Regions from separate parts of the Mus musculus genome. Here region 1 is linked to region 2. Evidence: chromatin loops called from intact Hi-C (ENCODE). Cell type or tissue: left cerebral cortex. All regions are shown on one strand. Links, peaks and the distances in the headings refer to the core of each region. The heading gives the core; the rest is flanking DNA. Region 1 has its middle 58 kb from the start of Dock1. Region 2 holds the start of Dock1 (dedicator of cytokinesis 1).

The links. Peaks named below come from ENCODE experiments on the same cell type or tissue, not always from the same donor. Only the 100,000 strongest peaks of a DNase experiment are listed, where the experiment ranks them.
Region 1: it touches region 2 in a loop (2.1-fold over the local background); 3 of 42 quality-filtered maps call a loop at or near these places.

Annotation. Positions count from the first base shown.
Region 1 is chr7:134,609,626-134,615,003 of GRCm38, reverse strand. No RefSeq gene overlaps it. Among named protein-coding and RNA genes, the nearest start is that of Dock1, 58 kb to the left of the region's middle. In left cerebral cortex, for the core only: no CTCF peak of the experiment used is centred there; a DNase peak (open chromatin) is centred at 2,684; H3K27ac peaks cover 978 bases.
Region 2 is chr7:134,666,447-134,671,824 of GRCm38, reverse strand. Dock1 (dedicator of cytokinesis 1) reads right to left here and starts at 1,138. Exons shown (of 52, transcript NM_001033420.2): 1 at 981-1,138. The coding sequence starts at 1,026. In left cerebral cortex, for the core only: no CTCF peak of the experiment used is centred there; DNase peaks (open chromatin) are centred at 726, 1,108 and 2,114; H3K4me3 peaks cover 1,302 bases; H3K27ac peaks cover 1,162 bases.

The DNA.
Region 1 (5,378 bases), core at 265-5,264, 57 kb after region 2:
CACCTACAAATGCCTCAAGGATGGGCCGTTCTCATGTCCGATGCCTCTCTTGTAGCAACTGCCCAGCAACTGGTGGATCTGGGGAGGTCTGTGGTGTTTATGTGATCTGTCTCCCTCCATAAGAATTGGCCTGGGCTCAGTTAATTGGCAGTGAACCAGTGACGGCCCTTTCAGGGTGAATGGACTCAAGACCTGCTATCAATATTCAAACAGCCCTTGATGTTGCTGCTATAGACCACAGAAACAGAGTAGTGGACTTGCTCTCTGCATAGGCTCTGCCTGCCAATGTCACAATGACACAGGAATGTCACAGCTATTAGGCCCTCTTGGGTGTTCCATAGTTATGACTACTTGGGGTCTGAACATCTGCCCTTGCCAAGTAATGCTTGCTCATGACATCCCTATCTGATGACTCCATGTCACCTGCCTTCAAGATTGTACTGTGCCCTTCTGGGACTCACCTAAGGCCTAGAAGTGGCTGGGGGAGTCCATGTCACAGAAAAAGCACTGTCCCATCAGTGTCATCATTTTTGTCCTTGAAGATTACTGGTAATGGTGTCCTGAACATATCTCACTGGGACCAGCCTTGGCTTTACTGGTCTCACCATGCCCTCTTTATCTCTAGTCTCTGCTCTTTTGTACCATGGATTTAGAGACTATCATGTGTTCTCATCTCTTTCCAAACAGTAACCACAAATCATAGTCTACAGATAAAGACATATGCAGCTCACAGGTAACATTTCTGGATGCAGAACCAAGATTCTCCTACCAAGTAAGGCCTATGAGAGATCCCAACCCTCATTCAGGTATTCTCGGGACTTCTTGTCTTCAACACTTCTAGGTCAGGGTTGAGGTGGACCTCGCTCTGGCCAAAACAGCCACTCTTTGGTTTCTCACACCTTCTGACATTGTTCAGTATTGGTTTTCCCATCTTGGAGGCTTTCTGTTAACCATCATGAAGGCACCACATAACCTCCTTGCCCGACACTCCTTCAAGGAGCCCCCCAATCTCACTGCTGCTCATCCATAGGCAATCTCTGTTCTCAATGGGGGAACTTTCGGTGTTTGTTTCTATTGGTTTATTCCAGAGTTTGTCTCTACTTATTGCTTATTTGGTATACATCTTAGAAGTACCCTCTCATTTGACCTTGACTGTGGTCTAGTAAGGTTTACCCGGGAGAGGACAATGCTTATAACGCCATTTAAACAGAAGATGTGCTAGGCCTTACTCAGACTTGCCCTTGGCCTCTGGACAGGCCAAATCTATATTGCCTGAAAGATAAAAAATAATTACTATATTGTGTAAAGTTGAAAAAAAATTCATGATGTGCACTGATTATGAGACTCAAAGGTAGGAACCATAAAGTCCTTCCTTTAAATCTTGTCAAATATTTTCAAGCCACATTGGCTGATAAACAGATATACACCTGTGACTTGCCAAGGCTGATTTTTAATCACTTGGCCCTCTTTAGAAAAAGCTTACTCTAGACACCTGAGATCTGCAATATCTGGGTTCCTAGTTGTGCCAGAGGCCTTTCTGGAAGGAACCTGGGGATGGATGTTGCGCTGTGTTCCACAGACAATGGAGCAAGGGAGTTGATATGAAGGTAGGCCTGAGCTGGACTGTGAACATTTCATCCCACAGGCAGAAGCAGTGTGTCACTATGTGTCCTTGGCCAGCAGCTCCTTGGACAACATAAATGTTCGTGAGGCCTATGAATGTCTAAGGTCTTGATGTGTATCAAGATGGAGAGAGATCAAGAAGTTAAGATGGTGGCTGCCTTCCTTATAGACACAATCTCAAGTGCGCTTCAAAGTCGAATGAAGGTCGTGGTTTCTGATGCAGCTGGCTCAGTGCTAACGTTGCTGGCACTTGTGCTACCACGTGTGACATTTATTTTAGTTTAGGGTGGACTGGGAGCGAGTAACTTGAGGTTAGCTTCTCCCCACATTCCAATTTCAAAGCATATGGTTGCGCCTGCACATCAGGAACTACCTGACCATGAAATTAGCTAAATCCAGGGTCTGGAAGGACCTTACATCATATCCAGCGGTGCTTCTCAAACTTTAATGTGCACACCAGCCACTCAGAGAGTCTGCTTCCCAGTGGATTCTGAATCTATCGGTCTCTAGTGGTTCTGAGATTGTACAATTCCAAGGATTACCTGGGGGTAGGGGTGGGGAGGGGGGTTGCTGAGGCTCTTGGTCTAAGGACCACACATGGAACACTGATGCTTTTTCTTGAAGCTGCATCCTGAAGTGTGGTTTCTAGGCCAGCAGCTCTGGGACTTAGAAACGAATAATACAAATGCTTAGGTCGGGTCACCAACCAGGCATCAGACTCCTGCAGGTATAGCCCTACAGCCCCTGAGCCCAGCCACCCTGCAGGCCATAGGGATACAAGGTCAAGTCTGAGAAACTGTGTCTGCTTATTCTTGTGCCCCCTTTCCCAGCTCCAGCCTCCTCCTGGTCTGTTCAGAGGCACCTGGGCTTCCTGCCATTCCTTGAGAGAATCATTAACCATCTTTTCATATCTAAATCCCTGAGCCTTCTCACCCAGAGCCTGTAAGGTGGGTAGACACCCTTGGGATAAACAGCTTCATTGCAAGCCAATCCCTGCAATCTGGAACCCAGGCTCAGGGAATTTTCCATTCGGGGCTCATTTTGGAAATGACTGTTTGCTTCCTCTGTTTATAGTGTCTTAGTATGCAGGACCTGTTCCTCCCCTGGGAGCGAGTCACATGGGCTATGCTTTAGGCCAGTTTTGGACACACTAGCATGCCAGCCTGGTCCTGGCGGTCACCCACCAATACCCCAAAGACGTTTTTCTCAGCGATGTCATTCTAGGTCTGCTCTCTCAACCTTGTGATCATCTATCGATGTGACAATAAAAGAGACACGGTTGCCTCTTTGAGAGAAGCATCAATTATCTGTTTTGCATAGTAGAAAATTATTGTGGAGATAAAAGGTGTTAGTTTCCCGGGAGCCTGGGCAAATCCATCTGCTGTAGCGCCAGAAGTTAACCCACATCCCATTGAAGAGTCTGTATTTGTCCTGTCTCATCCTGTTATGAGAATATTAAATTTCTATTTGTGTAATAGGTTCTAATTTGCAGAGCAGCCCTTGCATGGCAGGTATAGTGTTGGGATTACCGGAGCCCTTATTTTGACTTTTGGCTCTTAAATAAATGAAGCTTTAAAAATGTCTGGAGTCATGTTGCAATAGAATGTAGTTAGATTTCACAGTGACTATAATTGTGATTACAATCAGATGGCTGTAACGATACAAAAGACACATTATCTTTATAATTTATAATCCTCCTGGACCAAGCTCAGCATCTTAAAAATGCAACATTTCAGCACCATCTGGGAGATTTGCCCAACAAAATTATGTATAAACAAAGTTCTTTATTGACTCACTGAGATCCAAGTGGAATCAATTATACATTACTGTTGTCTTTGTCGGCATCGCAGAGTGTAATACGGCTAAAGACCCACATTCCATAAATCATCGAAGTGTAATTTCCCCCGGGGCTGAGTTTTGCGTGGAAACAAAGCCTTGTCGGTATTTTCTGCTTAAATTTCTTTGGTGATATTTGGTGTGGGAGCTGGTGCTTTCCCCCCGGGCTCCCAGCGAGTCAGGCTGGCTGAGTTTGGTACAAAGAGTTGTCCCAGAAGTGTCAGACCTGGAGCATGTGGTAGCGTGGAGACAGGGATCTAGGGGAGGGGATGCGGAGAAACCCAGAGCCTCTCAAGTCGATTACTTTTGCTCACACTGAACCCACAACATTGAAATGCTGAGCCATCGATATTTTGTAGCTGAAGTGAAAGATTGTTGCGAGCTGTCTGAAAATGAAGGAAAAATGACTCTCTTTCGAGAAACGTGGTCCCCAAATCCCAAACCACGGGGAACCTGAATGTACTATATCATTCCATGGCTGGTCATTTCAGAACACCCAAGAGAGCATGTGGGTAGGATTGACAGCACCCCTGCCAGGAATGTGCCTATAGCATCAAAAAGGTTCGAGGAAGGCAGGGAAGGATGCTGGGCCTGCGCTGAAGCAAACTGAGAGGCACAAGGGCACAATGTGGGTCTGTCCCACTCAGCACTTTCTCTAAAGCTGAGTGTTGCCTGACTTACCCTAATCAGATGTTAAAAAAAAAGGAGGGAAGAGATAAAGAAAAGAAAAAGAAGAAGAAAAAAGGAAAGTGTCTATTTATTCCAGATAAATGTGGCATCAACAGACTAACTAAAGAATTCATTCAAGTACATATTGGAGAACGAATGTGTTCAGTAGGGAGTCTTCAGAAGCTTGGGTGACTCGGAGGAAGTCTTAGTACTGTTATGTTTGCTAAATATTATTAGTAGGATCTTATCTTAAACATTATTTAGTAGGATCTTGGGAAGGGGAGGGGTCTTGTGATTCCCTCCCCCACCCCCCCTACAGAGAATGTTCATATGCTCAGGGTTGGAAGGGCCTCATGTGGTCACCAGGCTGCTTTATTTCACAGTGGTGATGGCCGTGTCTACTTGGGAAGAAATACCTGCACTGTGCTGAGCCAGTGACTGAACTGACTCCAGGCAGAGGTCATGTTGCTCTGAGACGGCCACTCATTCCATGTGTAAGTGCTGATTCAGTCAGGAGTCTGCTTGCTGGGTGACCTTTGCCTGGTCTCTTTAACCTGTTCATTCTGGCAGCATTGCCCAGAACCTAGTAGGAATCTGCACTGTGCCCACTTAACAGTTTCTTTTCTCCTTAGGGCTTCTGCATCCACAGCCAGGATGCAGACAGAAAGATGCCTGTGCTCAGCTCCCCTTCTTTCAGTGTGGGACTCTAGCCTATGGGATGGGATCACACACTTCCAGGGTGGGTTTGCCTAGCTAACTCGATCTAGAAATTCCCTCACAGACATACACACAGAGGTTTGTTTCCACAATGATTCTGGAGTCTGTCCAGCTTAAGCATCACAGCTCACCACAAACCAATTGCTATCCATGGCAGACAGACACTGATGGGCAACAACAGTCGTTGTGTCAGGTCCATAATGCCCCATTCTACTAAGGGTCAGAGAGGCTCTCCATGATACGACTCAGGAACTGGAAAGATGAGGAGAGTGAACAGATCATGGAGGGGAGGAGGAAAAGACCAAGCACTCTTAGGCTGGGAAAGGAGACTCCAGAAGGGAAAGACAGAGATAGAGCACATCTGTAGGGAACAAGAAAGATCGTGGAAGCAGAGCCTGGGGTGGGGGAGGGGGGATGAGTGGAAACACATTTGATGCCTCACAGACCTGGGGAAGAGCCTGCCTTATCACGGGAAACTTGGTGGATTAATTTCAAGTAGGATGGGGATATTAAATGGGGCAAGGGGCAATATG
Region 2 (5,378 bases), core at 213-5,212:
CCCCCATGGCCACCATCTCCTACTTGTTACAGAAATAAGTAACTGGAGTTCAAAGGAAGGACACGGCCTTGTAGACTGGAGTCTCCGGGAAGCTTTCAAAGACAGCGGGCTGGGACATGAACTAGGCCTGCAAGACGGTGCTGAAGGCATGCCTAGAACAGACAGCTGCTGAGAAAGTGCCCCAAGGCAGCCCTTAGGGTGGAAGGCAGCAAGCTCCCCTAAATGCTTGCTTGCAAATCCCCAAGAAATGCCTGCTTGCAAGTCAGAGTCTCTGCTCAGGTGAGGCTGGGCGTCAGAGGATCCTTAGGGAAAAGAGAGCAGGAGCCTGGAAACGGAATGGTCAAATCTGGAATGCCAGCGAGCCCTGAGGCCTAGACAGACCTGACTTTTGATGTGGGCTAGCTGGGGGGCGAGACAAGGTCTGCAGGGCTCTGGGACTGTCTGGCCATTGAGGAAAGCGGGACTCCTTGGATCAAAAGTAAGCTTGCAACCCTACTCCTTCTACCCCCTAGGGAAGCGACAAAGGCAAAACCAGGTCCCCGCCCTCGAGGTCCGTTTCCAGAGCCCCGGGGACACAGGAGCGCCTGAGTGTCCCCTACCATCCAGGGCGGGAAAGGCGGCACCGACCCAACCCGGGAGGCGCAGCCACTCCTCACGCGAGAAAAGGAGGCTTCACAGATCCGAGCGCTGCACAATGAAAAGTGTCCACCCGGAGTCCCGGATGCCAAACAGAAGTTTCCCGAAGAAGCCAAAACGCACACAAACAATGACCCCGGGAGCCCCGCGCACGCAGGAGCACACGGGACTACGACAGAGCGAATGCGCGGGAATGAGGAGCACGGTGGACCCCGGAGGGTCCCCGGGTTCCCCACGCGGGCTCCAGCCCCGGGCGGGCCGGGCTCCGCACCGCGCGGCAACAGGCTGGGCGCCGCGGCGGGGAAGTTGCGCGCGGGGCGGGCGCGGGGCGGCGCGCTGCTCACCCACGCCGTACTTCTCCTCTCGCTTGGTGGGGACCCAGCGCGTCATGGTGGCGCTGGCCGCAGCCCACTGGAGCCGCCGCTGCTGCCGCCGCTGCTCGGGCAGGAAACTCTGCGCCTAGGCCGCCATCTTCCATTCCTTCCCCGCCGCGACAGGATGGGGAGGAAAAAGTTTGCGGCGGAGGCGGTGTCATGTGGGACGGGGCGGGCGGAGCGTCGCGGGCCGGATGGGAAAGGCCGGGAGCGCCGGCGAGAGGCGGGACGGCGGCCGGCTGTAGCCCGCCCAGGCGCGCGTGCCCTGGGGCTCGGCCCGCCGGGTCCCTCGAGGGACCCAGGCTGCTTCCCGGAGCCCATGGACGCCCTGCATGCTGCAGGAACCGTGCAACTCACATCCTCTACTTTCCACTAAACACCGTGCACCTCGCACCTACTAATCTGCACTGTATGGTCCTCACCCTGCACTGTCTACTCTGCACCGCATCCAGCACTCTTTACCCACACTCTACTTTGAACACCGAGCACCCAGCATCCCAAACACTCTGCACTCTGTACCATACAGGGTACACACATACACACACACACACACACACAACACACACACACCACGCACACCATCCTGAACACTGTACCCTGCACCTCACAAAGTGCTATCTTTTCACACACAAGCGTGCACGCGCGAACACACACACCACAAATCCTTATAGCCCTCTAGGCCTGGATCTAACACAAATAGTCAGACACCACACATGTACTCACTGGTGTGAAGTGCGGAAACCCCAGTTCTGACCTGGTGGAGAGCGTTGGAGCAGAGCTAGGAGTTCATCGTAGTTCATTCATTCATTCAAAGTGGGCACCCATTTTGCCAGGGTCTGAGCGCATTGAGCGTGCCTAGTAGCTGATGGGAGTGGTGATGTACAGTCAGCACTGGTAAGAGAAGCCTAGGAAAAGACTTTGCAGCCCCTGGGTGTTTCTAACAGCCCAGATCTCTTTGGGTGTTGAGGGTCTGGAGCAGCACAATGAGGCTCCTAGTTTGCAGCAACTTTGAGGCGTTCAGTAGGAACTGGGCCTGCTGAAGTGGGGAAAGAGAGGAAGTGGGAAGAGAAAGGAAGCCAGTTCCAGCTTAGAACAAGCAGCTCCTAGCAACTCTAATCTGAAGGAGGCTGGTCTCAGACTCACCCAGTGCCAGCCACCCACAAGTGCAATACTTCCGATTTCTTCAAGGCCTGCCCATAGACACACCCTGAGCGTTCATTAGAATCCAAGAAAAGGTTAAAACTAAGGGGAGGGGTGCAAGGGGACCTCGGGTCCACAGCAAGCTATTAGAAGGGGCAAATGAGATTGCATATTCTACTGTGTGCCCTCTCTTGCATCCTAGAAACAATGACAAAGACACCAGCCTGGGAATCTTCAAGGACTAAAGGAATGAAAGTTTAAAAGAATGAAGGCTACATTGTGTAAGATTGCATGTCAGAGCCAGAGAGGGGCCAACTCAACTAGAATTGGAAAGGTCAGGTGCCTACCTGCTGTAGACAGGGCCACCCCAGCCTGGAGCAGTTATATCAACCCGTCCAGAATGCAGCTTAAATAGCCAGGAGCTCCTGGATGGGGAAGGTGAGAGAGAACCTCCCCAGTTCAAGATAATATACAACTAAGATTTCTAGCAATTCAGCCACTGATTCATAGAAAGTCACAGGCTCCTTTCACTGATAAGGAACTTCAGTCCCTCAAAAGGGAAGCTGCCAGGGCTCACCTCCCACGTGGCCTCCAGCATTCACTAAAATCCGAAACCTCAAGGGTTCAGGCCTTGAGGGTGGGGTCCAGTAACTCACCTGCTCCAAAGAGAAGCAACCAAAGGTGCTAACCAGAAGTGGGGTGCTCAGAGTCAAGTGCCTGGCCCACTTTAGGTCAAAAGAGTTTCCCTGAGAAAACTGTCTTAAGCCTGGACTTTAAGGATAAGCAGAAATGAGTAAGGGGAAGTGGGGAATTAAGTGGATGTGCAAGGGGCCTGGGGTGGAAAGAAATGCTGGTTTTTAAAGGAAGGAAGAAACCAGTAAGGCTTATTTAGACGTGACCCACGGAGATGCTCCTGGATAGAAGGGCTTTCTAGGTCTTCCTGGGATTTTGGAAATCCATGAAGAAAACCAGGAAGATGGATTTCAGGAGCACACATATTATCTTCTGTGCCTCATTTCAGTTCTGTTTTTGAGGCTCCATATGAGAGCAGATGGCTTGTGTTGAGAACAACCAGGCGCCTGAGATCCAACAGTCCTTGAAAGCATGCCCTGCTGTGGCCAGCTGTGCAGTCACTCTGCTGTTGCTTCTGCCTCATCCTCCTGGTGCTAAACCTCAGGGTCCTGACGGCCCCATACGTGAACCAGGACTGCTGGCACCAACCTCATGGGACATCCTGAGGCTCTCCAGAGAGTGTAGCTATATAAATCAGCAGCAGACCCAGAGCTGACGGCCTCCTGTCTCTCCCTTCCTCCGTGTTCATTGTTCAGTAACCTCAGGGTACACATTTTCACTCTGATAAAAAATGACTGGTACAGGAAGCTAGGGAAGTGGGTCAGTGGGTGAAATGCCCAATATGCAAGTTTGGATCCCCCAAATTCAAAAAACAAAAAACAAAAAACACACAAGCATGGCAGCACACACCTGGAACCCCAGATGGGGAGCCAGAGACAGGAGCTCATTGGCTAGCCAGATTATCCCAACTCATGAGATCCAGGTGTAATGAGAGACCTAGCCAGCCATTGAAGAATGCACTGACGTGAACCTATACCTGCACATGCACACATGTGCACATATATCTATGTGTGCAGGAGCACACACCTATACAAACATATACATACAACACACATCCTGGCTTAATCTGGTTTTGATTTCTTGTAAGAATGTTATGCTAAAATAGACTTACAAATCAGAGTTTTAACTTTATGTTACATTTTTATTTTATTATTGAAGGGAGGGATCTGCATCCTTGGAGGTCAGAAGACAACTTGCTGCAATCAGTTCTCTCCTCCTATATCCCAGATATCAATTTAGAGGTCAAGGTCTTGACAGCAAGCAGACTTGTCTCATTTCACTACAGACTTACACTCATTTCTCTGGCCTGTAAGTCAGTTTTAAAACTTCAGGTGAGCCATGGCCATGTGTTGGAGACAATGTGGCTGGAGACTTGTCCATATGCCCATATTCCTTGAAGCTCAGAGATTGGTCATCACCCACGGGCAGGCATAGTCACATCTTGTGGCTCAAAATATCACTATCTCCTTGTCCTGTGTGACCACACTGGTTCAGTATTCGTTGGTTCCCTGAGCCTTGGGATTGTGGCAGTGGCATTTTGAACTCCTGACTCATAGCCACAGATCTTCTGCCAGGCCTCATACCTCTGCCAACTGGCTGCAAGGCCCGGAGCTCCTGAAATCAGTGATGGATCTCATCCTCAGCTAATGTAACCACAGGGTAGGGAGCCAGGGCTGTAGTCCACCTGGAAACCCATAGCCCAATGGCCCAGCTGACGCATTGGCAGGAGCACAGACTAGCAACTTCCCACTGAAACAGGGGGCTGACAGAATCAGGGATCAGCACAACAATATTAGTTTAAAATCTTGATTTTTTAAAAAAAATTTTTTAAGTGTCTCTCACTGTGCAGCCTTGGTCAACTTACAACTCAAAATCCTCCTGTCTCAGCCTCCCGAACACTGGGATTATAAGTATGAGTACCACTCTGGGTTAATTTCATGTGTGAGAGACAGATTCATGTAGCCACAGCTGCCCTCAAGTTCACCCTCAGATACAGCCAACAGAAGATGGCCTTGGACTCCTGATCCCGCTGCCTCCATCGCCTAAGTTCTAGTCTTCTAGACATGTGTTACCACACACAAGTACTTTTAATTTGAATGCCTTTACTATGCAAACCCAGGAGATAAAGACACCAAAGTTATGTTCTGGTAGAGGTACCAAAAAGCCCCATAAATCGACATGGCCACTCTGGGAGGCAAGCAGATGAAAGTGGATAAGGAAATGAGAAGTCTATTCACAGACAGAGGCCTAAGCAGAGCTGGTTTGACAGCCGAAATGGGAGGGAGTTAGTATTGCTGCAGAGGCACCTAGATGCTGGACCACTGAGCCAGGGGCAGGTACAAACCTCACATCAGATGTGCACTGTAGTACAGTGTCACGAATAAGTGTGACTGTGGACCAAACTTCCAGTTTACAGAAATAGAAGAGACTGGGAAATAATTAAAATAAACATAGAGGGCTGGGGAGATGGGCTCAATAGATATGAGTACTTATTCTGCATGTGTGAGGGTCTGAGTATGAATCAAAATGTTGCTGTTGTTGCTGTTGTTGTTGTTGTTGTTGTTTTAAAGCCAATCGTGACCACGTTGGCCTGTA